Linked DNA regions of Mus musculus: regions 1 and 2 are each linked to region 3. Evidence: chromatin loops called from intact Hi-C (ENCODE). Cell type or tissue: left cerebral cortex. All regions are shown on one strand. Each heading gives the region's core, and the rest is flanking DNA. Links, peaks and the distances in the headings are about the cores only.

Region 1 (9,359 bases), core at 3,045-5,544, 110 kb after region 3:
TCAAGTAAAAAAAGGGCAAATATATTGTATAAAATATATTATTAATATTTTAAAGCTCCAAAATGGGAATTATATGGCACAGTAAACATTTCCTGGCTGCTTTCCTGGCTCACTAACCCTCACTTACGCCTAGCCATGGCTTCCCTCATGGAAGAGAGAAGAATGAGCAAGAGAGCTCTCTCTGGTTTAGAGTCATAGTGTTCTGATGTAAGTCCAGGCTCAGTCCCCTACTGTGTTGTGATTCAGGGGTACTGAAGAGTTGTAGGCCTCAGGTTTCCTCCTGAAAATGGGAATTGTAATAGTGCCTACTTTCATAGGATGGCTGTGGCCAAATAAATAATCCATATAAGTACTTAACATCATACACACTCAGTAAGTATGAAGGTTTCTTATGTGCTGTTCTATTGCTGTGAGGAAACATCATGACTAAAGCAATTTATAGAAGGAAGCTTTTAATTGGGGACTTGCTTACAGTTTCAGGGCTAGATCATGATCATCATGGCCCAGAGTGCAGAGACAGAGAGGCAGGCTGGCCGACCACTATAATAGTAGCTGAGAGCTCACATCTAGTTCACAAAATGCAAGCAGAAAATGTAACTAGGCCTGGTGCAGGCTTTTAAACCTCAAAGCCCAACCCCAGTGACACAATTACAAACTTCCTCCAGCAAGGCCTCACCTCCAAGTCCTCCTACAGTTCCACCAACTGGGGGCAACCACTCAAATGTACAAGTCTATGGGGGTCATTCCCATTCAAACGAACAGTTTTTTACTTAGTTGTTATTAATTATTGACAAATATGCCCTATCCAGGCCATCCAAATAGCTCAGTGGGTAAACGCACTTGCCACCAAGCCTGGCAACCTAAGTTTGACCCCTACCCAAGAAAGGAAACAACCAACTCCTGTAAGCTGTCCTCTGACTTCCCTAAGTATACTGTGCCACATGCACCAAAAAAAAAAGGATGAATAAACAAAAAGTTAGCTAGGTAGTGGTGGCACACACTTTTCATCCCAGCAGATCTCTGTGAGAGAGGCTAGCCTGGGCTACATACAGAGTGACTTCCAGGACAGCCAAGGCCACACAAAAAACCCTGTCCCGAAAAAACAAACAAACAAAAAGTCATATTCTTGAGGTTTATGCACACCCACGTGCATAAGCAAGACAAGGTTACCTTGGGTTCCAGCTTCCTGAATGTCTGTTTTAGAATCATTCACTAGGCAGAATATTTCTATACCAAAAAAGAAAAAAAAAAAAAAAAAAAAGCAACTTTCTTTTTGAAAAAGCTTCAGGATCAATGCCTTACATGAAAAATGTCTAGTACAGAGATACAAAAATCAGTCCCATTTCTTCTTCACTTGTCTTTCTAGGTTGGCTATAAAAATCCGGTTCCCTTACCCAAGCTTCAATCACTATCAATGATAATTTAGCTCCTCCACTCCTACCTGTGCATGCAGGCTCACTTTATCATCTGTGAACTTTACACACAAAAAAAAAAAAAAAAAAAAAAAAATGAGGAAGGAAGGAGGATTAAGAGGACGAGCAAAAGAGATGAGAAGAGTCATTAAGTCAAGTTATAACCATTATGTCCAGTCTTAATTTTTGGGAAAATCCCTTCTTACAGACAACACTTCTTGCAACACTATCCAACCAGGCCAACTCCATACATTCTGTCTTTACCCTTTTCCATGGTTTACTCAGAACACCATCTCACTCTTTGCTCTGAATACATTTCTTAGATACCCCTACTAAGCAAAACCTTCCGAGACACTTTGCCGCAGCATACATATTCTCAGACCGACAGAGGCCATCTAGAAGACTCAGATTCACCCCTCACGTAATCATGCCTCTGTCGCACCTGTGACTGTATTTCTGTCCATCTCAAGTTTGATGCATACTTCCTGTAAGATCCACTGCTTCATTCTGTACTCAAAGCCCTCATATGAAGTTACTCTTAACAGAACATCTTAGTGGTCTCTCTCTCTCTCTGCAACCCTCATTCTACTCACAGCCTTCAGGAGAATGCTGCCTTATTTTCCTTGTAGCAGTCACTTGGCAAATGAATGCTCATATGTGACCAGCACATTACAGAAATATGGCAATTCTGTATCAAAGTATTTTTTTCTCTTGTAAAGGACAGTGCCACATTTAACTCATAAGGATTAAATGAGGCATCAAACTCTTGGTATAGCAAACCAATATTTAGTTCTTTGTGTCTGCCACAAAGAATGACCATTTGAATGCCTATTTCATGTCCTAGTTGTACTGACTTGGAAATGAAATGCTGTCAATAAAATCAAACAGAATGGCTTGGCAACTCTACTGTCTTTTTCCTGTATTCACAAGCCACTTGTTACCTTCTACTAAGCAGCAACTATCTGCTGTGGGTCTATTACATGCAGAAGTTCTTATAGGTATCAGTAAACAAACAGGACACAATACTCAAGTGAATCATGACAAAAACTTACACCAACATTCAGGAAGGGAAGAATATACAAGCAATACCGGTATCCACATAAACTATTCAAGTTTTTGCTTACAGTAATAAAAGCCTCAAGAAAAATTACTGGTGGGCCAGGGTGTGGTGGCCCATGCCTGTAATCCCAGCACTTGGGAGATCAAGGCAGGATTTATTCTCTGTGCTTAACCAGCCTGCCATGCAGTAAGGCCCTGTCTCAAAAAGAAAACAAACAAAAGGCAAGAGAGATGAGACTACACACACACACAGAAAAATTACTGGTAAAAAGAGATCAAAACTAAGTCTTATCAAAAAAAAAAAAAAAAAAAAGACTGATGGCTGTTCCATTTGCTAGGTTTCACTTTTGTTTGGAAGTAATTTTCAAAAAGAAACTTACACGTGATCAGGACAGAGATGGAAGGCCTATAGTCTCACTCAAGTGGGAATTCCACAGATATTCCCCCAGGTTTTTTCCAATTCACACTTAACTGTGTAGCCCTGAAAAATGGCCCAGCTTCCTCTGCTTCTTAGCCAAACCAAACCCTGTATTTACTAACTAGCCTCTTACCAAAAACTATTGGACTATACAAATCATATTCCCTACTATTAGAATAGAGAAAAGGGGATGGGCTTAAAACTATTTCCCCCATCAAATCCAGAGGTTGGGTCCCAGTGAAGTTTGTGCTATTACACTTCATTGGTTTTAGTAGGAGCAGTGAGACCTCTAGCGCTACCTCAATAAGCAGAGTTTGCAAATAGTAGCTGCTAATGTCACCTTAATGAGACAATGGCAACATGCTGAGTAGCAGCAAACTGAGTGACCACAATGAATGTTTACAGTTTTGCAACCACTTGGAAAATCTACTAGCTTGGTGGCATGTGGTATATACAAGGACGTAGGAATCTTATGTATCCAATTTATTTCTGCAAAACAGGTGAAAGAAATTATTTTCCTATTATTCACACTTCGACTCCAAGACGAGCTTTAAAAAAACAAAAAACAAAACACAACAAACAAACAAAAAAAAAAACCCAAGATCAGAGGTCTGCACAACCTCCTTCCCAAAGCTTCAACACAATAGATGGTAAACTATTGTCCACCTTTAGCTCGCTCTAAATGCCAGCAGTCACAGGGGTATGAGCTGCAACAGCTCGGGAAGACTGGTCCAAAGGACCGCACTGGAATATAAGAAAATGGTCTTGGCGCATCCTACCCTCCCCCATCCACCACCCTCAAACAAGTCAGTTACCCGGCTGGTCCCCACCCCCCTCTGAGGGCTGCCACCGCCCGCCTGGGCCCGGCTCGCACAAGGTAAGCGCGGGGACCGAGGCTCCATGTGCGGCAGCGCGGGAGGCTGCACCGGCTGCGGACACGAGCGGCGGCGCGGCCCGGCCCCGGCGGTGCGGGTGGCACGCGGGCCGGCAGCATCCCGGTCCGTCCTCCCGCGCGGCCCGCGGACCCCGCCTCGGCTCCACATCCCTTCCCCTCCGACGCCAGGCCGCGCCCGCGCAGCGGGGCCGAGCGCTCAGTGGTCCCAGGTGCCGCGCTAGTCGCTCAGAGGGCGGCTGCTGCCCGGGCCGCGGCGCCCCGAGGCGGCGGCCAACTCCGACTGACCGCCAGCCGGCGAGAGCCAGCGGCCGCGGCCCCCGCCCCTCCCCTCCCAGCCGCCCGGCCCGGCCGGCCCCGGAGCACACTCGCCTCCACATCGCGGCCCTTGTTCTTGAAGCTCTTGATGCGGTGGTTCTCCAAGCCGGGGTTCTCGGCCATGGCTGCGCGCGGCTCCGGAGGCGTCTGCTCCTGCGGCGGCGGCGGCGAGTCGAGCGGGAGGGGACGAAGGGGGAGGAGCGCGCGCTCCGTGACGCCTGGAGCGCGAGGTGGCCGCGGCGCGGGGGCGGCGCTGAGGAGAGGCGCGCGCCGGAGAAGGCCAGGGCGCTGGCCTGCCGGCTGTCGCGGTGACCCTGCCCTCACCCCTTCGTAGGGCCTCCCCACAGCCGCTAGTCATGTGCTAGAAATGGAGCCCGACCTAGTCGCTTTTACCGCCACCGCTGAAGCGGGGCGGAGGGCGGAAACTACAGTTCCCAGCATGCCAGGCGCGGGTCTGAGCCACGCCGTGAGAGGACGAGAAGCATGCCGGGAGGGCTGTGCGCGCGCTTTCGGCTCGGCGCTCTCTGAGCGCGGGCTCGAAGCCCCACCTCTGGGCGGGGTGGTGGGCGGGGAAACTCTGGAGATGGCACCTTGCGGCCTATCGGGAGAGAGAGGCGGAGCTTCGGGGGCGCACCTTGCTCCCTACAGCTTGGAAAATTAGAAAAAGAACGGCCACGCGTGCTTTGCGCTTTTGGCTTCTTTAGGGTCTCCTCAAATAGCAGCCACCCTCAAACCCTGTTCTTTTGCTCTGCTTCGGTTTTATAAATAGCACGCTTGTTTCCACTCCACAAATACATGTGAGTGTGATGTGTGTGTTTATGCTTGCTTCTTGCACCTCTATTAAACTCAATGAGAACAGAGACATTGTTGGTCTCAAAAATCTGTCAGATCAAAACAGTAACTAGTAAATTCTCATTAAAAAAGAAAATGTGTTCTAGTATCCCCTGATTTCTCCAAGCATCCTTGTGCAGCCTTCACTTTGGCAGCCCTACCTTTCTATGACCCCATGCCTTAGTCCACCTTAACACACAATGTAACCTTCAGGCAGTTAATCAGACCCTAGGGCTGCAGACTCCAGACTGCCATCTCCCTTTAGCTTCTCATTGGAACAATAACAGGTTTTGGTTGATTTGGGTTGGTTGGTTGTTTTGTTTTTTGTTTTGCTTTTGTTTTTACAGCAGGTGGACTTTATTTGATTATTATCTGAGACTATTACATTTCAGAATTGTCTTAATTAGGGTTTCTATTGCTGTAAAGAGACACCATGATCATGGCAACTCTTATAAAGGAAAACATTTCATTGGAGCTGGTTTACAGTTCAGAGGTTCAGTCTATTATCATCATGGCAGGAAGCTTGGAGGTATGCAGGCAGACAGTGCTAGAGAAGGAGCTGCGAGTTCTACATCTTGGTCCGCAGGCAGCAGAAAGGGACTGTGCCCCAGGAGGGACCTAGCTTGAGCATAGGAGACCCAATGCCCACCCCATAGTGTCATATTTCCTCCTAATACTGCCACTCCCTATGGGCCAAGCAATCAAACACATGAGGCTAGGAGGCCATTCCTATTCAAACCACCACAAGAATCTTCTGCCAATATAAGCTTATGTGAAGTGTTATGCTACATACGATCAAAATAAGCCAGGTCAGAGTTTGGTAGAAATATACCATAAAGAACTCAGTTAAGACAATCTTCAGAAGAAGAGGAACCTGAAAGTCAAGAGCTGGCAGCTGAAAGACCAAGCTATCACCCAAATGTGTTTTGTGAGTGGCTGGTTATGGTCAATTGATAAGTACAGAAAAGGATTTAGACCATGTTTGCCCTACTGGAGTATGGTCTACTAATGCCAGAAGTGTTTTCTCGGGGAAAAAAAAAAACGAAAACAAAAAAAAAAAAACATAAACCTGCATTTTAGTCTCCGTATTTTATTTTATTTTTTGTTTGTTTGTTTGTTTGTTTTAACTATTTTAATTGTACTCCTTACCCACTTCAACCCCACCACACCACACCCCCTTTTCCTTTCTTTTTCTTTCATTCTTAAAATAAAATTCGTCCACATTTTTCACTGGACTTCAAGCCCTCAGTGATTCTGGTCTGACCACTCATTTGAAGGAGACAAAACAAAACAAAAAAGTACATAAAAAACCTCACCTGTCACTTGGCATAAGGATAATGGCTCAGTGTTCAGTGGTGGAACTTTTTGTTTGCCACTCTTAATTGCCTTGCTTGACTAAAAGAAAAATGTTCGCTGTTGCTCCACTTCGATTATAATTTGGCAGGTATTCCTTTGTTGGCTCACCTGATCCTCTCTGCCACTTCTCTTAGCATAGCATCACACAAGTAGGACCTTTCAGCGAGTGCTTCCTAAGTTCAAGACATCCCACTAATGCTAGAATTCCCAGGTAAACAGAACAGCATGGATGCTGCCTCCATCCCACTTCTTTCCCAAAAGAAACTAGTGATAAAGACGAGTAATGAGTCCAAAAGGGTGGCAGGCTTGAGAAAGAATCTCAGGGCTTATGCAAGATGACCTTTCTGACATGCCAACTGTGCAGGCTTCTAATGTTTGTGAGTCCCCAAGCAAGATAGCAAACGAAAGTCATGTTGAAGTACTTAAAATCTATGGAACAAGCTAACAAACTTGAATAAAAATGTGACTCCAGACGGACAAATGTACCTCCTTGTAAAGGGTTTAAATTTAAGTTTCCTGACTTCTTAAAGTTCTGTTTCAGAATGCCACCGTGTAGACCTGGATTCTGGCCCAGTCAGCAGCCTGAGAACAATGTCCCCTGTGGGCATTTAATCTTCACTGTCAACTAGCCTGGACTTAGAACACCTAGAAAATCCGTAAGGCACACCTCTGAGTGTGTCTGTGAGGATCTGTACAGAGAAGGGAAGACACATCTTGAACTGAAGATGGCATCTCACTGTCTGGGAGTCCCAGGAGGGAAAGGGGCAGAAGAGCAGCCGCCTAGCTCCTGTGTTTCCCAGTTTCTCTGCTTCCCATGTCTGCTTCTGTTTTATTTCATTAAGAACACATTTGTATAGCTATTTCTGCGCTGATTGGATTAAATGGATTTTTTAAAGAGAGGAAGAGGAAGAAGAGGGGGGGAGCAAGAGAGGGGGAGAGGGAGAGAGAGAGAGAGAGAGAGAGAGAGAGAGAGAGAAAGCAGGGTTAGGTGTTGGAGTCCTTGCAGAGAGAGTAAGAGGGGAGAGGTGGAGGTTGCTACAATAAAGATACATTGTTTGTATGTGTGAACTTGTTAAAGAAGATATAAAGAAAAGGTATTCTTTTTAAAACTTTTTTTTTTTTTTTTTTTTTTTTTTGGTTTTTCAAGACAGGGTTTCTCTGTATAGCCCTGGCTGACCTGGAACTTACTCTGTAGACCAGGCTAGCCTCTAACTCAGAAATCCACCTGCCTCTGCCTCCCAAGAGCTGGGATTAAAGGCGTGCACCACCACGCCAGGCTCTTTTTTAAACTTTTGAGATTCAAATTAGACCTGAACTTTATCTTCAGACCCTCAGTACTCTGCAGACCCTACTGGACGGAACACACTAAGTTTAAAATGTCATACAAATTGGGCATAGTGGTACAGGTCTGCAATTTTAGCTTTTTGGTTGTGGAGACCGGAGGATAATGAGTCTGGAGTCAGGCTAAGAATAATAATGAGTTAATTAAAATTGAATGATAATTTAATATCTACATATTTTTATTTCTTCTATCAGAGAAAAATGAATTGTCTCAGAGAGACAAGATTCCAAGCTTACGCCCATTAATTGACCCTGAAGATTCTTGATTCCCAAATCATTCCTGACATTTAATTCTGGAACATGTTTGGCAATGTCTGTACTCACACAAGAGGGAATCTGTCAGCTGTCTAGATTTGATTCTTCAGAGCACTGAGGCAAAACTCATGCCACTGTCCCCCAGTTCAGCTCAGAAATAAAACCCATGTAAGTTCTACTTCAACTTAGGCATTCCTTCAGATCAGCATCAAAAGCTGAGGCGGGGGGGGGGGGGGGAGCATTGTGGAGCAAGTGTTCAATGAGCAGCCCCGGAAGAAGAGTGCACTCTAGTTAGGAATGCCAGCAGCCAGCGGCACAAGAAGGGCAGATCCTTTAATCAACCCCTATGACAGCCTCCGCCCTCAAACAAGCAGGGCAAGTGCTGAGTGACCTAAAGCTCCTGCTATGAAGCTCACAGAGCGACTAAAGTCACTCATCGGTGGCCTGCCATCCCCCGAGGGATGACGCGGCTACTCTTTTTGTGCATTTTCATATTCAAGTCGACAGGATTTTCTCCCCAAACCCAGGACACAAAACTGTTGTGGAAGAAAGGAAAGATCAAGAGAGCAGCAAGAGGACATATGCCATCCAGGTTAGTTTTTATTGCTAGTTTGCCATACCTAGAGTCACCTGAGATGAAGATACCGTGATTGAAGAATTGTCTCCCTAGTGCTGAGATTAAAATTGTGCCACCATGCGGAGCTTCAAGGATTTTCTTATACCATCAAAGACAATGTCTTGGTTAGGGTTACTTTTGCTGTGATGAAACACCATAACCAAAGCAAGCTGGCGAGGAAAAGGATTATTCGTGCGTGCTTCCATATTGCAATCCATCATTGAAGGATGCCAGGACAAGAACTCAAACAGGACAAGAACCCAGAGGCAGGAGGGCATGCAGGGGAGCTGCTTACTTGCTTGCTTGCTCCTCATGGCTTGCTCTTGCTTGCTCCTCATGGCTTGCTCCTTTTTTTTTTTTTTTTTTTTTTTTTTTTGCTTGCTCCATTTCTTATAGAACCCAGGACCACCAGGCCGGGGATCCTACCCACAATGGGCCGGGCTCTCCCCATCAATCTCTAATTAAGAAAATGCCTTATAGCTGGATTTATTTATTTATTTTCCAAAACAGGGTTTTGCTGGCCTCAAACTCAGAAATCTGCCTGCCTCTGCCTCCCACAAAGGCGTGGTCCACCACTGCAGTTCCTTCCTTTCAGATAATTCTAGCTTGTGTCAAGTTAACAAAAAAACTAACCAGTACACCTGATCTCTAGCCTGTTGGTTCTTACCCTTAGAGTTGTCCCTCATGGGCACAAGAAGATTCCCATAGGTATAAGCCTTAGGTCCACGTATCTAAAAGGAGGAAGAGGAACATGTCTCCTTCTCCCCCTCCCCAACATTAGAAAGAAAAACCTTTCCCAGAAACATTGCAAAAGGTGTACATATAAACTCATCAACTGGGGTTAGGTTACACACTCATAGA
Region 2 (9,941 bases), core at 2,849-5,348, 170 kb after region 3:
TGCCTTAGGATAGAGAGAAGACCCATGTGGTCCACAGGCAAATGGCAGTTTATAAAGGTAAAATGGGATTTAAATACTTCCAGAGTCAAATGAGCCACAGAGAGTCAGAGGCATCTTTTGTCCTCAATCAGCCAGTATTTGAGACAGTCTAAGAGCTCTTCCTGTCTCAAACTCCTTTCCCACTGGTGACAAGGCATATGAGAAATTCCAGCCCTTGGTAGGCTGAGATTACAAATTCTACGCAGCCGGATCCCAACCCCAACTCATTAAAAAATAAATAAATAAAAAATAAAATAAAATAAAATAAAAATACAAAAAAACCACCGACCAGGGAAAACTGCTTTTCCCCCATTGATAGCTGTCTGCTGGCTATAATCGACTGCTGCAGAAAGGCGAATTGCCCTCCCAAGCATTCTTCTCTCCAGTCCGACTTGAAATTTGCCAGATGAGATCTCGCCCTTAACTGGACCCTGTGTCCACAAAACCACAAGTACCTCTTGTGAAGTAATACTTTTCACAAAAGAAAACCCCAGCATTTTTCTCACACACCACACACGGGTGTTCCATAGCTACTCTCTCACAAGTCCCAGAGGGAGATCTCTGGCCTCATTTCCCCAATCAGGAGAACAATACTTAGGAGCCAGAGGGTTTATCCACAGGCACAGAGCTAGGGGACAGCAGGGACAGCCCCTGACTCGGTGTCATCTGCTGCTGATACTGTGGTCTCTGCTCCTGCAAGTGAAAGACTCCGAGAGGAGCCCCTCGCTCAGGCCTCAGGACAATAGCGGACACCCAAGAACTCACGACAGACCGAGCTTGTTGCAAACCACATGAGGCTTTATTCGGGAAAGCCAGAGCTCTGGGGACAACTCATATCCCACGCAGGGGTAGAGGAGTCGACCTCGAGAGGAAAGAGTTCCCAGTTTTTATAGGCCCTCAGGGGGGAAAGGAGAAGGGGGAGATTAGGGGATTTCCAGATCTAAACAATGTCTATTCTCAAGAAATGGGTATGGGAGGGGTACAAGGAAAGAGTCTAATGAAGGTGCAGCAATGGGCACACACCTGGTCAGAACATTGGCAGACACACAGGTTCAAGGAGTGGCCAGAGCATTGTGCACCTCTATTTTTCTAAATCAGTGAAGCTAGTTCTGCTAACACTGACGTCTATCTTGCCAATTTCAGGGCTTCTGTGTCCTTTTACATTCTGCCAGGATCTTTCACAAGCAACTGTGACAGACAAGGCTAGGATGCCCAGCTTAGAGTAAAGAGCTTAAGAACTGGGACAAGGACATGGAGACCTCTTGCCAAGCTAAGGACTGGCTCCAGCCAGTTAGACCAAGGCCTGAGAACTCTTCTCAGACATTTTTGCTCCTTCACAGTTTTATCTCCAAATACCTTTCAAGAGACCCTGAGCCTCCACAACACTAATATTTACTGAGCCTTTGGCGAGGGCCGTCTTCCCACAAGCTATGAGAATAGGTCCTGAAAAGACCTAAGAAGCAGGAAGCTCTGTCTGTCCCTTACCCTATACAACGGGAGCTCAGAGGCTAGCCCAGCCCTGGGGCTCTCCCCCAGAAGTCTCAGGAGAGTCTACTTGCACATGAACATCATTATGTCTGTAAACTTTGTTGCTGACGGGAGAGATAGTAGAGACATTCCAAGGCGATAGAACTGATGATCTTTGAGACAAGAGACCAGCAGAGCCAGAAAGTAGTGGGTGATTTTGATTTTACAAAGCAGAGGCTCAACACTTCTGCCCCGGGGCCCAGGACTGGGCCTGTTCAGAGGACCTGAGCCCTTGCCCCGTTAGAAGTGTTCTGATCCTTCTTCACAGAACCTCTTCACACAGCTGGGTGTGGTGACCCGTACCTGTCACCTTAGCACTTGGGAAGAAGAGGCAGGAAGATCATTGTGAGTTTGAGGCCAGCTCAGGCTACTTAGTGAGACCCTATTTCAGTACCCTCACCTCACCTCACCTCACCTCACCTCACCTCACCTCACCTCACCTCACCTCACCTCACCTCACCTCACCTCACAAAACAAAACAAAACCACCACCAGCAAAACTTGCCGCAAACCACATAAGTTCCCCAAAAGCATTGGCAGGCTCTGCATGAGCACGGTGCTCCTTAAAGCCTATTCCTTTTTGTTTGTTTGTTTGTTTGTTTGTTTGTTTTTTCGAGACAGGGTTTCTCTGTATAGCCCTGGCTGTCCTGGAACTCACTCTGTAGATCAGGCTGGCCACCAAAGCCTATTCCTGATAAGCACTGCCTGCTGCTCCCTGTGAGGGAAACTCTGCGGGGCTTTGGGTCTTGGTGGCAGCTTGGGGGTGGGGGGAGAGGGAGGTAGGTCTACCTCTCCACAGCACGACGTGAGGTTACCCTGACTCTGATGTGTTGGTGGGGTGTATGGGTGGAGGTAGGGAATGAGGAGGAGGAGGAAGAAGAGGAGGAGAAGGTGGAAAATGTTACTTGGCCTCCGAATACTAGCTAATTCAGTGACAGAAGCTCCGGTCTTGGAGGAAAACTTTTAACTCCTCAGCAAACAGGCAGACTTTGCCAGTGATGTGGTGGTTTGAATGAGAATGGCCTTCTTAGGCTCATCTATTTGAATGCTTGCTCCCCAGCTAGTGGTACTGTTTGCAAAGGAATAGGAAATGTGGCATTGTTGGGGGATGTGTGTCACTGAGGGGTGGGCTTTAGGTTTAAACAAACAAACAAACAAACAAACAAACCGGAAAAGCAGGGCAGTCCTAATGTTCTCTCTCTGCCTGAAACTCGGGAATCAGATGTGGGGTCCCGGCTACTGCTCCAGCACCCTGTCTGTCTGCCTCCAAGCTCCTGGCCTTGGTGGTCATAGACTAACTCTCTGAAATTGTTAGGAGTTCTCTCTAAGTAAATACTTTCTCCTATAAGTTGCCTTTGTCATGGTGTTTCCTCACAGCAATAGAGCACTACGTAAGACGTGTTGTCGATATGACTGGCATTTTTAATTTTAATTTTTTAAGGATTTTTTTTATTTTGCACGCATTAGTTTTTTTGCCTGCATGTATGTCTGTGTGAGGGTATCAGATCCCCTGGAACTAGATTAACTAACACGTGTGAGCTGCCACGACGGTGCTGGGCATTGAACCTGGGTGCTCTGGAAGAGCAGCCAGTGCTTTTAACTGCTGAGCCATCTCTCCAGCCCCTGAATTTTTATTTTTAATTGATATATAATTGAACAGTGTGGTTTTTTATTTTTATTTTTTTTATTTTTTTTTAATTTTCCATTTTTTATTAGGTATTTAGCTCATTTACATTTCCAATGCTATACCAAAAGTCCCCCATAGCCACCCACCCCCACTCCCCTACCCACCCACTCCCCCTTTTTGGCCCTAGCGTTCCCCTGTACTGGGGCAGTGTGGTTTTTTAAAGCTGCATTTATTTGTTGTGTGGATGTGGTGTGCCGGTGGCAGAGGAGGACTGATAGGAGCCTTTTTCCTTCCACTGTCAAGATTCTAAAGATACAACTCAGGTCGGCAGGTGGGCAGCAAGCCGCTTTTCTCTGAGCTGTCTTCCCAGCCTAGTACAATGTCGTAATAGCTGGATAAAAGCCTGCACTGGGCAGATCATGTTAGCATGCCCGTCACCTGAAACATTTGTCATATCTTTACGTTGGGAATATTGAAAGTCCTTTCTTGAGAGTTGGGGTAAACTATGGGTTTAGCATATACGAGGTCCTGGGATTACTTAATCAATAAAGTAGTTTTTCTAGGTCTTTAGGAGAACTGTGTCTGGCCCCGTAGGTGACCCGGTGAGGCTGCTCTGGCTTAGCTTGGACTAAAGCCGCTTGGTTGCTCAGCAGGCTGCACACTTTAGCTACCAGATGGTTAATTCCCTCTAGCTGTGTCTCTCTAGGCCAACTACTTAAAATGAGCCTGCATTTACTCCGTTGGGTAAGAAGAACAGGACTTAGAAGATACAGCCTTCTGCTCTAGAAACAGAGGGCGCAGAAACTGGAGGCAGTGACTATATTGCTTCACCCTACAGATAACAGTGCAGGCGCGGGCTGGGGCTAGCGCGCCCCCTAGAGGCCGGTCACGGGAACCGGCTGCTTCCTAGACCAGGCCTACTAGAAAGTTTCAGTGCACCGTAGGCTAGTGAACAGCTTGGAAAATGGGGCTACTTAGATCCTGTAAAGCCTTTGACATCCTTTGGGGGGGGGGGGCAGCGAAGATCCTGTCGCCATTCGCAGATCCTCAGGCTGCTGAACTGACCATCATTGGCTATCCTGAAAAAAAATAAAAAAAACTTATTTGTTTAGCCCACATTTCCTGAGTATCCAATCTACTGTGTGTAGGTCTCCACGAGGAGACTCTGAGAAACCCCTCACCCAGCTTTTGAAAGTGTTCTCACTCCTCATACTCTTACATGGCAACTATTTTATAGGCTGAATCTATCTCTCCAGCCCAACAGTGCTAGGTGTGGTGGTGCTTGACTTTAACCCCAGACATCGGAGGCAGGAGTATCTATGTGAGTTCAAGGCCATGCTGGTCTACATACAGAGGCTTCACCCAGGGCTACATAGTGAGACTCTGTTTCAAAAACAAAAACAAAACAAACAAAGACAACTCGTGGTTACAAGTTCCTCGTTTGGTGACCCGGAGTCAACATTAAAACTAGCAGTTTAGAAAAGTTGCTCTCAACACAGAAGTGGATGCTCACAGTCAGCTATTGGATGGATCACAGGGCCCCCAATGGAGGAGCTAGAGAAAGTACCCAAGGAGCTAAAGGGATCTGCAACCCTATAGGTGGAACAACATTATGAACTAACCAGTACCCCGGAGCTCTTGACTCTAGCTGCATATGTATCAAAAGATGGCCTGGTTGGCCATCACTGGAAAGAGAGGCCCATTGGACTTGCAAACTTTATATGCCCCAGTACAGGGGAACGCCAGAGCCAAAAAGTGGAAGTGGGTGGGTAATGGGGAGGATATGGGGGACTTTTGGGATAGCATTGGAAATGTAAATGAGGAAAATACCTAATTAAAAAAAGAAAAGAATCTCGTGGTGTAGTGGCCTCCACAACCCAGGAAGACATGTCTTCCTGTCATGTAGACCAAGGAAAGGAGACCACATCTGTCTTGAGTGCCACACCTGGATCCAGTTCTACACACTTCTTTTTTGTTTCAGGTTTCATTGTTGTTTTTTGAGACAGGCTTTCTCTATGTTGAGCCTTGCCAGGCCTGGAACTTGCTATATAGACCAAGCTGGCTTTACACTAACAGAGATCTGCCTCTGGCCCCACCCCCAGCTCTGGAATTAAAAGCATTGTACCACCACCCTGGACCCTTCCCCCCTTTTTTAAATTCTAGCATACCTGTTCTTACATTAGTCAGAATCAGAGAACTTAGGACAACACTCAGCAGAAAAAAAGTGTTTACAGAAGACAAATGGGGAAAGACCTGCATGGAAAGAAACAGCAGGGGTTGGGAGGAGTATGGCCAAGGAGATGCCTGGAAAAGATGCTCAGGGCAGAAGAGATGTCCTGGCATCCACTGGAGGGGAAGACTGTACAACCAGTACCAAGGGATGTGTAACTCACCATCAACTTACATAAGGCTACAGAGAGAGAGAGACCCTGTCTCAAAACAACAACAACAACAACAACAATAACACTCCAGCAAAACTGAACAGGGACATCAAACCAGCTCCACAACTGTACACTCGATGGTTGTGCTTGAGGTGATGATCAATCGTCTGATTATTTCTTCTCCTTATCCACAGACCTTGGGAGAAGAACACTGCTGTCAGCCTTCTTGGGTCGCATGCCTTGTAAGCAAGACACAGTGAGGTTCTGAGCCTACTTTTATGTGAGGCAGAAGGAACAGTGAGTTCGTGTCTTGGCTGACATCTGCCTTTGTTGCCTACCCGCCCATCTATGACCCTCCTAGAAAGACTAGAAGAATTCAAATTAAGAGAAATTCTTGAAGAAAAATTTCTGTTGTTATAGAACGGTGAGAGATCAGAAAGGCTGTAGAAGAAACAAGGAATAATCTGCTCCAGGACTATTCTCTGCTTGTTTATTTATTGGTTTATCTGGGGGGGGGGGTTGGATGCCACTGTGAGTGTGGGGAGGTCAGGGGTCAGATTGTTCCTTCCACCATGTGGGTCCTGTGGCTCCAGATTATGCTCTGAAGCTTGGTGACTGGCGCCTTCACCCAGGCTGGCCTCAAATTCACAACCAACCTCCCTACCTCAGTCTCCAAAGTACAGAGATTACCCGTGTGCCATGTGCCTGCATGCAAAGCGGGGGGAATTAAGATTCCAAAGGAGAAAATTCTGAAAGATTGAGAAGAGAAAGGGAAGAGGACAAAAAGAGCACAGAAGTCAGACCAATAGGAACTGATTCTTTGGTTTTTGGTTTTTTTTCTTCAAGACAGGGTTTCTCTGTGTAGCCCTGGCTGTCCTGGAACTCACTTTGTAGACCAGGCTGGCCTCGAACTCAGAAATCCGCCTGCCTCTGCTTCCCAAGTGCTGGGATTAAAGGCGTGCGCCACCATCGCCCGCCAGGAACTGATTCTTAACTGTAATTATTTATTCATTGTACACAGCACTGCCCCACGTGAGAGCACCTTCACACCTGCCTGTATTATACAGCGACTGTATTCCCCACTTGTCTTCTCTGCCCTCTTCCTCCCAATAGTGCCCACCCTGTGTCCTTTTGTTTTCCTTCTACTTCCGTGTCATATATGCATGTGATTTTATATACGGACATAAAATCTAAGAACTACAAACCAGAAGACACATTCCATACTTGAGTTCCTCAGAAGGGCTAGGATTCATGTAACAGGATGACCTCCAGGTGTACCCACTTGCCTGAAACAATGTAACTCCATTCTCCACATTCACTTTATATCAGTTCCTCTGTTGTGGGGCACCAGTTGGTTCCAGAGCCCAGCTGTTAGGCATGGTGCTGCAGTCAACACTGGCATGCAAGGAGACGGTACATGAAGTGCTAACTCTGAGATCTTTGGCCATGGCTGCACCATATAGGTTGGATTTTTGGGAACTTCCATGATTTCCACAATGGCTTGGCTGTTGCCTGAGGCCGTGTCTAAGGCTTCCTTTCTGTTTACATTTTATCAGCATCTGTCCTGCATTTCCTAATGACTGTCATGCTGACTGAATGAGAGGGGACCTCAAGGTACTTTATTTGCACATCTCTGATCATTCATGAGGTTGGACTTTTGTATGCATTCATGTGTGCACATATATTTGAGTATATGTGCACGCACATGTGTGGCTGTGTAGAGGTCAGAGGTTGATGTTGGGTTTCCTCTTTGCTCTATATCTATTTTCTGAGTCAATGTCTCTCTCTGAAACTGGAGACTACTTATTCAGATAGTTTGGCTGATGAGGGAACTGCCAGCATCTTCCTATCTCTGTGCAACCCCCAAGGCTGGATATGCAGGAACTCACCACCATGTCTGTTTTTTTTTTTTTTTTTTTTTTTTTTTTTTTTTTTACCGTGGGTTCTGAGAGTCTGAACTTGTGCTCTCGTGGCAGGCACTTTACCAGCTGATCCATTGTCACAGCTCCCAGGTTGTGTTGATTTAAGACAACAACTGATTCGGATTTTCAAAATATTAAAGACGAAATTAGCACCGCCAGCCTCTATCTTTATATCTTTTTTTACTTTCAAAACATGGGCATGATACAAAATACCCCAGATGTGGAAGTTCTTAAACACATACTGTACAGAGGCTGTATTGGGAAGTGTTTTGAATGACAGACTGTACTAAGGGTGGGGGTATGAAGTGGGATGATCAAATATATCGTCAAAATTGGTTTGACCTAGAATAGCAAATCTGAAAGAAAAAAGAGGATCCATGTCAGTTGTATAGCAATAGTGGGTACACTGGAGATTAAATACAAAGACGTGAGTATACATTAAAGCTTTGTACTTGTTAGGGGAAGGCTTAGCTATCAATTTAAAGAAAGGATTATACAAGTCTAATTCAAGATTACATCAAAAAGATCATTTAGCATAATCAAGTTGGCTTCATCCCAGAGAGATACAGGGATGGTTCAATAAATCAATAAATGTTATAAGTTACACAAATGGCCTCAAGAATAGAAATCAGATGGCCATCTTGGTAGGCACGGAAAAAGCTTTTGACAAAATCCAACATCCTCTCATCATAAAAGTCCTGAAGAAACTCGGAATAGAAGGAACATGTCTCAACATAAGAAAGGCTAATTATGACACGCCTACAGCCAACGTTATAGTAAGCAGAGAAAAGCCTCAAAGCATTTTCAGTATAGTCAAGAACAAAACAGGGATGGCTACCTCCTTTCTTGTCTTGAAACCATGGTCTCAGCTGAACACCAAGACAAGAGACGCACGCACATAAACAGGAGGAAGATAATAGAGAAAGACGTCAAAGTGTCTCTATCAGCAGTGACGTTATTCTCCTCACAAGGCCCTAAAGACCTCACAGAAAACCCTTAGAGACAGTGAACACTTTCAGAAAAGAGGCGGAGATAAGTAACAAGCATGAAGTGCAGGGCCCTGCTATGCAATGACTAGCACATTAAAGAAAGCAACTAAAACATCCCAGTTGTTATAGCTTCAAAAAACCACACCACACCAAACCAAACCAAACCAAACCAAACCAAACCAAACCACACTACACCACACCACACCAAACCACACCACACCACACCACACCAAACCACACCACACCACACCAAACCAAACCAAACCACACCACACCAAAAAAGAAAAGAAAAGAAAAGACCCAACTTGGAATAAACCTAAGAAAATGAAAGCCTTTTTAATTGTTTGTTTGTCTTGAAACAGGATTTATGTAGGCCATGCTGAACTCATAGAGAGCTAGCTGCCTCTGCTTCCCAAGTGCTGGGATCAAAGGCATGCGTTAGTGTACCCAGCCAGAAATGTCAGACTTTTATTTTAAAAAGTCTTTAAAACACTGGAGAAAGAAATTGAGAAAGACTGTAGAAGATAAAAAGACTCCTCATGCTCATAGATCAGAAGAATTAATATTTGGTGGTTTTAGTTCTTGAATTCTTTGAGAATTGCATAGAATATATTTTAATCATAGTCACACACCCCAACTCCTCTCAGGGCTACCCTCTTCCCTACCTGCCCAACTTTGTGTTGTCCTCACCCCCAGCCCTATTAAGTCCAAACTATGCTTCCCATATACTCTTGGATATTTGGCATTCCACTGGAGTGTGGTCAACCTACTGTAAGGGTGATTCTCAAAGAATGATACCCTGGGCTCAGATAGCCTGCAACAGCAAAGAGTGTTTACTCTGCGGAGAACCTGCATCCAGGGGTCCGCCATACATCCTGATGGAAGACAGAAGCGTGGACTTTGCAGGGTCAGTTTAAAGCCTGTTAGTGGAGGAGTGGGTGGGCTTTACCTTTCTTCCCCTTGATTGGTTGGTTCTGCCTCTAGATTATGGGTGCCTTTGTGATTGGTTAAGGCTCTGGGAAATTTTGGGGACTTTTGCTGATTAACTATACTTGACTCAAGCTAGGTAGTGGAGTAGTTTCTTACTCTCTGAACCTTGACCAGTTGTGGGTCTGTGTGCTAATCACCATCTTCTGCAAAAAGGAGCTTTTCTGATGAGGGTTGAGAGATGCACTAATAGAGGTGTAGAAAGAAGTCATTTATACTTCTCCAATACTCTGCCCATTTAGCAAGGTAATAGCAGTGAGTCTCCCACTAGAGCCTAGGACCTGTCTAGCCACAGAGTCTTGGTTCCAATGACAGTGCCAAGTATGGCTTCCAACTTGTGCATAGACAGAGGAGTGCAAAACGCCATCAAACTAGGTACTACTCAATCATCTCTCAGACAATGAGTGTGGAAGCCCCTTTAAGGCAGATATCTGGAGTGTCTCCCATAAGGCAGATATCTGGAGTGTCTC
Region 3 (9,941 bases), core at 2,716-5,215:
GCAGGGCCTCAGGGCATCCCTCTGCGGAGTGACAGTGATGATGGCTGTAAATGTGGACATTTAAGGGACTCTGATTCCCTGCAGCCATAGCAAACCAGTGGGGACTGAATGGCAGCCGGTGTGGGGTGTGGAGTGGGTACAGGCTGAGCAGACGGGCCAGACTGGGCTGGCTCAGGAAGAGATGGGCTCAAGTTCCATGTCAGCAGGAGTCAGTCCATCTGGGGTAGAGGGCAGCCACAAGTCAAAGCAGGTGACACCCTCATGAGGTGCCAGTGTCCTGGTTCCGTGTAACCTGTAAAGCAGCCCTGACGGATGTGGGTGACTGGGAGGCAGGTTCCAGGCTCTAGCAAGATTTTTTTCCCCACTGCAGGACCCATCAGAGCCTTTGATAGGAGGATGGAAATAGACACCGAAAGACTTGGCAGTCAGGGGTGGACAGGATGCAGTGTTGAGCATGCGCACAAGACTCCATAGCGAGCAGAACACTGCGCCGGAGAGCTGACAGCACTGTCTAGCGGAGGCGTGGTGACTGGCATTAGCAGGAAAGGAATCTACTGTTTAGTTCCGGTGCTGAGCAAGCGCTCTGCCAGCCTCGGTGCTGCATCCCCAGATCTGTATTCTGATGCCTTCACCACCAATCACGAACACTCTCTCCAGCTGCTGGGGTCTAATTCAGGCTTCAACGCCAACAAATACTGTGAGGTTTGAGACAAGATGAGGGGAATCGTATAGGACTACAAAGAGAGACAGCTGGCTGTGAAATCCGCAGCCATCCAGCAGGGAGGTGGGGTCCAGAGACCTCACAGAACTGTGATGCTCACAGACCCACCCCAAACCAAGATTAAACCCACAGAGCCCTCCACCAGCCTGGAAATGATGGGGATGGCTGTAAAGGAGCCGGTGTGGGGTATGAAGCGCCTGTCTCCCACTCCCTTCCTTCAGGGCTTTCCCTTCAGGTTCTGTGGGCCTCTAGTGGGGTTTCCTGGGACTGACACTTCTCCATCCAGTTGCGGGAAGTCCCACTTGTCTGACTCCTCAAAGGACAGACTCCTCAAAGAAGCTACCAAAGGGGGCTGGCAAGATGGCTCAGTGGGTAAAGTGCCTGTCCCAGAAGCATGGGAACGTGTTCGTGGATCCTCAGCACACCCACAGAAAGTGGCTTAACCAAAGCCGCGTGTTCTCCTAATGCTGAGCATCTCTCAGCCTGACCCCCAGATTTCCCTGTTCACATTTTCTGCTCTCTAACATGGCCCTCTCTGAAGGGCTGCTGGCTTTCCACCAATGGGTTCCAGCAACTTCTGTCCTAGCCCTGTGAACTCAGCATGCTTTCACTCCATGTTACTAAAATTCACTGTCCTATTGATTATCCCACAATTAAAACCTTATCCTCGCCGGGCAGTGGTGGCGCATGCCTTTGATACCAGCACTTGGGAGGCAGAGGCAGGCAGATTTCTGAGTTTGAGGCCAAGCCTGGTCTACAGAGTGAGTTCCAGGACAGCCAGGGCTACACAGAGAAACCTTGTCTCGAAAAACAAAAAACAAACAAGCAAACAAAACAAAACAAAACAAAAAAAAACCTTATCCTCATCCCTTTATATTTCCCCTCAACCTTATTTTCCTACCCTGGCATAAGAACTCAAGATCTTTGTCCGTTGGCTATTTTGGAGTGTATCCGTTGGATAGAAATGTAGAAGCCACCCAGGTATTTTGTAGAGAACACAAAGTGAGCAAGGTAGTCAATGGGACCCTTCAGGGCCTTCAACACATGATCACAGGCTCGTGCTTTCTCCCTATGGTCTGAGCAGGAAGAGGTAAACTCTTTCAGGATCAGGCCCGCTGTTTCATAAGCACTACCTATACTATATGGCATTTTGCCAACAGGTTGCTATCAGCTGGGATACATTGGCTGTCATCTGGAACTTCTTTGAGAAATGCCCTTGTCTTCAACCCTGGGCTCATTCACTTCTGGGAGGAAGGGAGGGTGTCAAATAAGTGTCTGTAACCTGCAGGGCTTTCTGGAGTCCCTCTTGATTACCACTGAGTCCTGGGTTTCAAGTCTCTCTCTCTCTCTCTCTCTCTTTTTTTTTTTTTTTTTTTGGTTTGGTTTGGTTTTTTGAGACAGGGTTTCTCTGTATAGCCCCGGCTGTCCTGGAACTCACTTTGTAGACCAGGCTGGCCTCGAACTCAGAAATCCACCTGACTCTGCCTCCCGAGTGCTGGGATTAAAGGCGTGTGCCACCACGCCTGGCTCTGGGTTTCAATTCTTAACTTAACAAACATGTCCGGCCCATCTGTGTTCGACTCTGGGTTCTGTGCATTCAGCTTTGAGTGCCTTGGAGGGCACAGAAGTTTCTCAGTCTTGCTGGTGTGTCTATACTTCAGGGCTACACAGCAGGAGTGGGAAGTGCCTGCCTGGGCCTAGCTTCTGCCTCTTGGTGCCCACAGAAGTGATGATGAAGGTGACTCCCCTGGGCCAGAACCCCATAAAGTCTCTGGGAGGTGGGTCCCCTCTTGGTCCCATCACCACCAGTTTCCATGAATGATGTCACTTGTGGTTATTCTTCAGGTATGGTTATGTTGGGGGAACCCAGCTGGGGGCAATGCAGGGACCCAGAGGGTCAGGCAAGGGGAAGGGGGCTCACATAATTGAGGATTCTCTCTCCTGGATTTAGGACTATCCCCTGGTCCTCTCCTGGCTGGAACAGAGAGTCGCTGACCCCTCACCCCTTTATGGTTGTTCTGAGATGTCCCCCTCTCTGGAAGACAATGATGATAGAATACACTCAGGGCCTGTTCCATAAATAACTGCTTGAGCTGAAGCAGGAAAGCCAGTCTAAGGAGGGTTTTTAACGTGCTCAGTCTCACAGGAGCACATGTTAAGCGCTGTACCAACCATTCCGGAGAAAGCTAAGAGGCAGGGGAGCACGCCTCTTGCAGAGCGAGCGGTTCCAATCCTCTTGCAGAGCGAGCGGTTCCAATCCAGTCTCACTGAGCACACAGCTAGGATCTAGCTCTGTGGCAGTGTAGCCGCAGATCCTCCCTCCCGTACCCATGGCACCAGGCAGACCTCTCAGCTTTCCTTGCCAAGTTCTTTGGTAGAATATGATAATCGTCTTTGGGGTTCATGGGATTAATGAGGGCTGGACAATACAGCGAACAGAAGTGCTTTGAAGAGGGACAGATCTGCGCTGGGCACTAACAACAGTCAGGCTTTCCTTGAATGCCTGCCAAGTTGGCATCCCAAATCCACTCCATTCTCTCTTCCACTTACTGCCTAACAAATGGAAAAGGCAAATGAACGGCGGCGGCGTGCGTGGCTTTTATCATGGACACCCTACACCCAAACCCAAGAGTGTTAGGGGAAGGGCCCATTGTCTGGAGATTTTTGAACTCAGACCTTGAAAGAACCGATGTCCTCGGAGCTCACTGTTCTACCCTCCCCCAGCCTTGCCCTAAAAACTCCAGATGCTAAAAATACCCTGGCCACCTGCTGCCCAGGGAGACAGTAAATCACGGGCCTTCTAGCACTAGAATCCCAGCCAGGCCTGGTTCAAGGTGGCCCCGGGCACAAACCCACGAGGTTAAGTTCACGTTTCTCCACCCAGGCTGCTACTAGCAGCTTTCCCTACTGCCCAGGAGGCTACAGGCAGAAGGGCCCAGAGCCAACGGGACCAGCTTGAACTTTCTGGAGCCAACGTGCCGAGTGGGTGAGGGGCAGTCTGGGAAAGGGCTGCTGGGGAAGGAGGCTCCAGGGAAAGGGAGCTGATGAGGCCACAAGAAGCAACTGCTTTACTGTATTAGAATACGGTCTGCACAACCACAAGTTGCCATACTGCGCTGTCTTGTTATTCGGAGGCCACCAGATGGCGCTGTTAACAAGGAACTCATGTATCTGTGGTGTGTGCTATTCCCTAGATGGGAAGAGAATTACTGGAGACAGCTCTTGCTTGACCTGGGCACACAGTGGCACATGGAGGAAATTTGCTACACACACACACACACACACACACACACACACACACACACACACACACACACACACCTCTAAACCAAAACACAGGCAAGAATGTCAAAGGTCAATTCACTTTCATTCTTAACACAGGACCACAGGCAAGAAATGAGAGGCAAATTAAATTTTAATGGACTTTTCAGCAAAAGGTTTCATCAACAAAGACAGTTGTGGGGACAAGTGCAGATTATATTTGAAAATTTGGGGATCCCTGAGAGTTTTCTAGAAAGCTATGTTATTACAGGTAACTGCTATCACACCAGTCAGTGGTGGCACATACCATTAATCCCAGCATACCAAAGGCAAAAACAGGCAGATACCTGAGTTCAAGGCCAGTCAGGTCTATAGAGTAGGTTCCAGGACAGCCAGGGCTACACAGAGAAGCCCTGTCTGGAAAACCAAACCAAACCAACCAACCAACCAACCAAAAACAATAATAAAAAGACAAACTGCTGTCAATCAGCTGCACGGTCCAATCAGTAAAATATAAAAACAGAGCAGTGCATAAGCTACAAGATAAGTGATGACGTTAAGGGCTACTCAAGTGTAATGAGTAGATCCACGTGATTGGAAATTACTTTGTGGTGGTTTGAATGAGAGTGGCCCCCCCTAGGCTCACGTGAGAATGCTTGGTCCCCAGTTGGTGGAACTGTTTGAAGGATTAGGAATGTGGGCTTGTTGGAAGAGGACTGACTGCCTTTAAGTTTTCAAAAGTCCAGGCTATTCTCAGTGTGTTCTTTCTTCTCTCTGCCTCACATAGACCACGGTGCAAGCTCTCAGCTACTGCCCCAGCACCATCCCTGCCTGCCTGCCTGCCTGCCTGCCTCCCACTATGTTTCCCACCATGATGATCATGAACCATGAGCCTCCAACTATAAGTTATATATAACTATATTATAACTTCCTTTATAAGTTACCTTGGTCATGGTGTTCTGTTATGCCGGGAGAAAAGTGACTAAGAAACACAGATCATCATCATCATCATCATCATTATTATTATTATTATTTGTGCATAGCTCACCTTCAACTGAGTGACTTTCAGATCTTTTATGTTCCTGGGGATGCATCTAATATTGTGTGTAATCCTTGCTGTTGGAGTAGAAAGACCACGTTTTTGTTGATGTTCCTGTTTTGGAGGCATGGTCCTGTTATTGTAGCCCAGTTGGCTCTGGACTGGAGCTTCCTCTGCCTCGGCCTTAGTTACCACCTTGCTGGGAGGTATACTTTTAAGTTGACTTTGACCTAATTCATGGGTGCTCTCACCCTGTGTCCCTCGGATTTCTTCCGGATAAACGACTTTTACACACAAATCTAGAATTCCAAGTACGCCCTGGGAAGGGTGTACAAAAATTACTATAGACCCCACTCAGGGCCATTTAAGTAACAGAGACACAGGCTCCAAGAAGTGGCCAAGGTACGGCTTCAGGGAGAGAAGGGATTGAACCAGGACCTAACTGCAGCACAATGGCCACACTGCAGCCTCTCTTCCAGAGTTGGAAAGAGGCCATTTAATACTTTCAAGTAACAGTCTACTTCCTCCAATCACACAAACATCTGAGGAAACTGGCTTCGAAAGTCAAGGATGATTGCTAGCAACTGTTGGGCTGCATCCTGCCTCATTGCTGGGGTGCCTAGAGCGGCTGGCATGCCACTTAGGGGAGGCAAAACAGTTTGCAATGGGGGGAGCCATGTTTTCCTGGGTGGGAAGCAGAGGCGTCTGGGATGGCTGCTGTGGCTCCCCGTCTCCTGTGTACACAGGCATCACTGCTGTACCACTGGGAGTCTGGAACGGGGATCCTCAGTCCATACTTCCCTTCAGGACCTTCATGAACCAAGCAGGAAGAGGAAGGCAGAGCCCTGTATGGGGACTGAACCTGGTTTGGTTCCGAGTGAGTGCCCAGAGTGTGGAGGGGCTGGAAGAGAAGAGAAAGCCTTCCTTGGGAGATTTAAGCACAGTTCTTTATGCCAAAGGCCTCCCCCCATGGCGATCTTTGATGAAGGGACAGTCCTTGCTTGTTCAAACTGCTTTATTTGATGGTGACTATGAATGCATATGCCTTACTCAGGGTGAACTAGGGATTAAATATCTTTTGCAGGAAGGAATGTCCAGGAAGGGAAGCTCATTGGCTGAACACTAGGGGCCTATCTAGAGACTTCATTAGCATGGAGAACATCAGGTTTTTAATGCTACGTGGCTGGCTGCCATGGTCCTCTCAGTGGGGTGACATTTACATGTTCCAAAGCAGGTAGAGTTTGGCAGGACCTGGCTCCACACCTCAGTTCTGAGCTTCATGGGGTTTGAGGTCACTCAACCTTACCACTTCTTGTGTCTGGTGGCACAGTTCACTTGCCCCACAACCAACCAGCTTCTGCTATGGGCACAGATTCCTCAAAAGTGAAGGCCTTTTCAAACTACCCACCATTATATTGTGTGGGATGTGGAGAGCTGTGGCTTGAAAAATGGAAAACTAATGAAAAAGGAGAGAGACTCGTCAAGTTAATACACACAGAGAAAAATCTTTAGGAAGCTGAAAGCAAGTTTGTCATACTGGTCTTCTCTGACCAGTTGAACCCTCTCTACAGCCCCTCCCCTTCTTTCTTCCATTGAAACAGGGTCTTACCATGTTATCCAACTGGTCTCAAACTACTGGGCTCCAACGATCCTGCTGCCTCAGCCTCTTGAGTGGCTAAAACCACAGATATGGGTCACCAGTACCCAGATTGTTTTCTTCTTGCTCTTCCAGTTTCCCCTCTCAGCATTACACTTCTGTCTATTTTAGTTTGGGGTTAGGGCTGAATCCAGGGTTTCAGGCACGCTAGGGCAGCACCCTACCACTACAGCCAAGTCTGTGTAATAAAGCAAGTTTTAAAGGAAATTCAACAGCAAAGCATAATATATCAGACTATTAACTTCTAAGGATTAACCAATGGGTGTGACTGCTTCCTATGGGGAAAGATGATGATTCTGGGGAATGTACTAAGTCTGGGGTCTGCAGGGATATCCAGGTGAGATGCAGACTCTCCATGTAAGAGTGAGTGGAAGATGCTAGTACCCTCTTCCACCTATGTCTGGTAGGCCTACTACTTCAGGGCATTCAAAGTTGGGGAAGTATGGCAGTTAGCATGCTTATTTGAGGCCTTGCACAATTATTCTCTTTAATTCATTATTTCTCATTAGAGACAAATTTGAGCTTTTATTTAAAAAAAAAAACCAAAGCAGGCACATGTATTTTAATGATAATTTTTGTCATTGTTTTTGAAACTATGTTCCACACTGTTGCACAGGCTGACCCCAAACTTCTGGAGATACTCTTGTCTGCGTCCAGGAAGCTGAAACTGCAGGCATGCACCACTATACCACAGCTATAATTGTAAGTTATAAGAAAACACATGGGGTTATTTTTCAAGCCTTGTATTAGGGCTCTCTAGAAGAAAAGAATCAACCAAGCAAATTAATCAGTGAATCTGTTCATCGATTGTCTACATGAATTAAATGATTTAGTCAATCAGCTAGTGTTACAATAGTGATGCTCGGTCCCTGAGGCTAGGTGCCTTGGCAGATCCAACCTGGTCCTGCACACCTACAGGATTCCTGGAGAGCCGCTGGTGCTCAGTCGATGACAGAAGCCGGGAACTGCTGGTTCTGGTATCCATGAAGACTCGGCAACAGCAGTAGGGTCTATCATCCAGCATGTGCGGAAGGCCAAGCCAGGCCAGTGACCTTCCTTGTGCCAGGAAGTGATGCCCATATTTAGAGATGGGTCTTCCCATACCAATAAGGCAACCAGGACAGTTCCAGACTCCGGCGACTCTAATCTGTGGCAAGCCGACATTCAACCAATTATCATAAACCTTTTTTTGCATTTCAGTCTCTCAGCAAGGTTTTATAATTCTCACACCTCAACATGCAGACTGCTTTTACAGCCCAGGTATTAATTATTACCACTGAGGATTGATTAGTGGAGCCAAGACAGATACAAGGTCACGGTGCCACCCAGACTCTTCTCAGATGAAGTATGAAGACATCTGCTCAATGCTTTCTGGATGGGAGGAGTTTACAAGAGAAGTTTAGAGTATTAATAATAGCAAGTGGGGGTGGAAAAGCCAAGCCTTCTTGCTTCCTCCTTCTTCCTGTCTTGTGTATCCTAGACTGGCCCCAAACTGTCTATGCAGCTGAGAGTGACTTTCTGATCTTCCTGCCTCAACCTCCTGAGAGGTGTGTGTCAAGGAGGATCGAATCCAGGACTTTGAATGCGCTAGGTGAAACACCATGGCCAAAGGCAAGCGGGAAGGAAGGGGTTTCTTTGGCTTACCTTTCCACATCATAGTCCATCACCAAAGGAAGTCAGGACAGCAACCCAAACAAGCCAGGAATCTGGAGGAAGTTGATGCAGAAGCCATGGAGGGGTGCTGCTTACTGGCTTGCTCCCTGTGGCTTGCTCAGCTTGCTTTCTTATACAATCCTAACCCCTAGCCCCAGGTTGGTACCACCCACAATGTTCTGGGCCCTCCTGCATCGGTTACTAATTAAGAAAATGCCCTACATGCTGGGTGGTGGTGGTGCACGTCTTTAATCCCAGCATTTGGGAGGCAGAGGCAGGCGGATTTCTAAGTTCGAGGCCAGCCTGGTCTACAAAGTGAGTTCCAGGACAGCCAGGGCTATACAGAGAAACGCTGTCTCAAAAAAACAAAAAAAACAAAAAAAAACAAAAAAAAACAAAAAAAAAAAAAAGAAAAGAAAAGAAAATGCCCTACATGCTTGCCTATAGCCCCCGACCCCCATCATATGGAGGCATTTTTCTCAATTGCGGTTTCTTACTTTCAAATGACTTAGGCTTATGTCAAGTTAACATAAAACTAGCCCACACACTAGGCGAACACTTGACCAATTTAGCTACATCTCCAGCCCAGGACTTTTGTTGTTGTTGTTAAAAATTATATATACCAAGTAGTGGGTTTCCTTCTGACTTTTTCACACATACTTCTCCCTTGTTTGTCCTCCTCCTGCTGTTCCTCTTCCCTCCCTCAGTAGCCCTCCTGCCTTCATGTCACATGTATTCTAATTACCCATCCCCTCCTGCCTTCATGTCACATGTATTCTAATTACCCATCCCCCTACAACCTGAAGATTGCTTCTGCCGATCTCACGGTTCCTAGTTTCTTTGGCATCCATATAACAGATAGGGAGAAGTTAAGACAACTGATTCCTAAGGTTCTGAGCAAAATTTAGACTTAAAATATTTTTTGTTCATTTTATGTGTATGAATGTTGAAAGCCTGCACGTGTGTCTATGTAACATGTGTGTGTCAGAACAGGGCACTGGGTTTCCCTGAGACTGGGGTTGCAGACTGTTGTGAGCTACTGTGTGGAATCAAGCTACCTGGGAATCAAACCCAGGTCCTCTGCAAGAGCACGTGTTCTTCTTAATCACTGAGTCAACTCTCCAGCTGTAGATTTTAATTTTATTTTTGTATATACATAGCATGTTCACCAGTACATATGCAAGTATACATCTGTGTGCAAACCAAACATTGATGCTTAGTGCCTTCAATTGCTCTAGCATAATTTTTTTTTTTTGAGGTAGGGTGTGATGGTTTGTATATGCTTGGCTCAGGAAGTGGCACTATTTGGAGGTGTAGCCTCATTGGACTAGGTGTGTCACTGTGGGCATGGGCTTAGGACCCTCACCTTAGCTACCTGGAAGTCAGTCTTCCATTAGCAGCCTTCAGATGAAGATGTAGAACTCTCAGCTCTACCTGCACCATGCCTGCCTAGATGTTGCCCCACTCACACCTTGATGATAATGGACTGAACCTCTGAACCTGTAAGCCAGCCCCAGTTAAATGTTGTCCTTTATAAGACTTGCCTTGATCATGTATCTGTTCACAGCAGTAAAACCCTAACTAAGACATAGGGCTTGTCACTAAACCCA

Evidence for each region. Peaks named below come from ENCODE experiments on the same cell type or tissue, not always from the same donor. Only the 100,000 strongest peaks of a DNase experiment are listed, where the experiment ranks them.
Region 1: it touches region 3 in a loop (3-fold over the local background); 11 of 42 quality-filtered maps call a loop at or near these places.
Region 2: a loop joins it to region 3, with 4 times the contacts of the local background. A loop is called at or near these places in 36 of 42 quality-filtered maps.

Annotation. Positions count from the first base shown.
Region 1 is chr14:61,435,570-61,444,928 of GRCm38, forward strand. It overlaps Kpna3 (karyopherin (importin) alpha 3), which reads right to left and starts at 4,378. Exons shown (of 17, transcript NM_008466.5): 1 at 4,154-4,378. The coding sequence starts at 4,222. In left cerebral cortex, for the core only: CTCF peaks have their summits at 3,187, 4,522 and 4,724; DNase peaks (open chromatin) are centred at 3,097, 3,743, 3,985 and 4,536; H3K4me3 peaks cover 2,036 bases; H3K27ac peaks cover 1,565 bases.
Region 2 is chr14:61,494,336-61,504,276 of GRCm38, forward strand. 4930556J02Rik (RIKEN cDNA 4930556J02 gene) reads left to right here. Exons shown (of 3, transcript NR_045714.1): 3 at 5,768-6,047. Among named protein-coding and RNA genes, the nearest start is that of 4930556J02Rik, 6.6 kb to the left of the region's middle. In left cerebral cortex, for the core only: a CTCF peak has its summit at 4,065 (motif pointing left); a DNase peak (open chromatin) is centred at 4,052.
Region 3 is chr14:61,327,624-61,337,564 of GRCm38, forward strand. No RefSeq gene overlaps it. Among named protein-coding and RNA genes, the nearest start is that of Gm25716, 10 kb to the right of the region's middle. In left cerebral cortex, for the core only: a CTCF peak has its summit at 3,821 (motif pointing right); DNase peaks (open chromatin) are centred at 3,163 and 3,785; H3K4me3 peaks cover 202 bases; H3K27ac peaks cover 698 bases.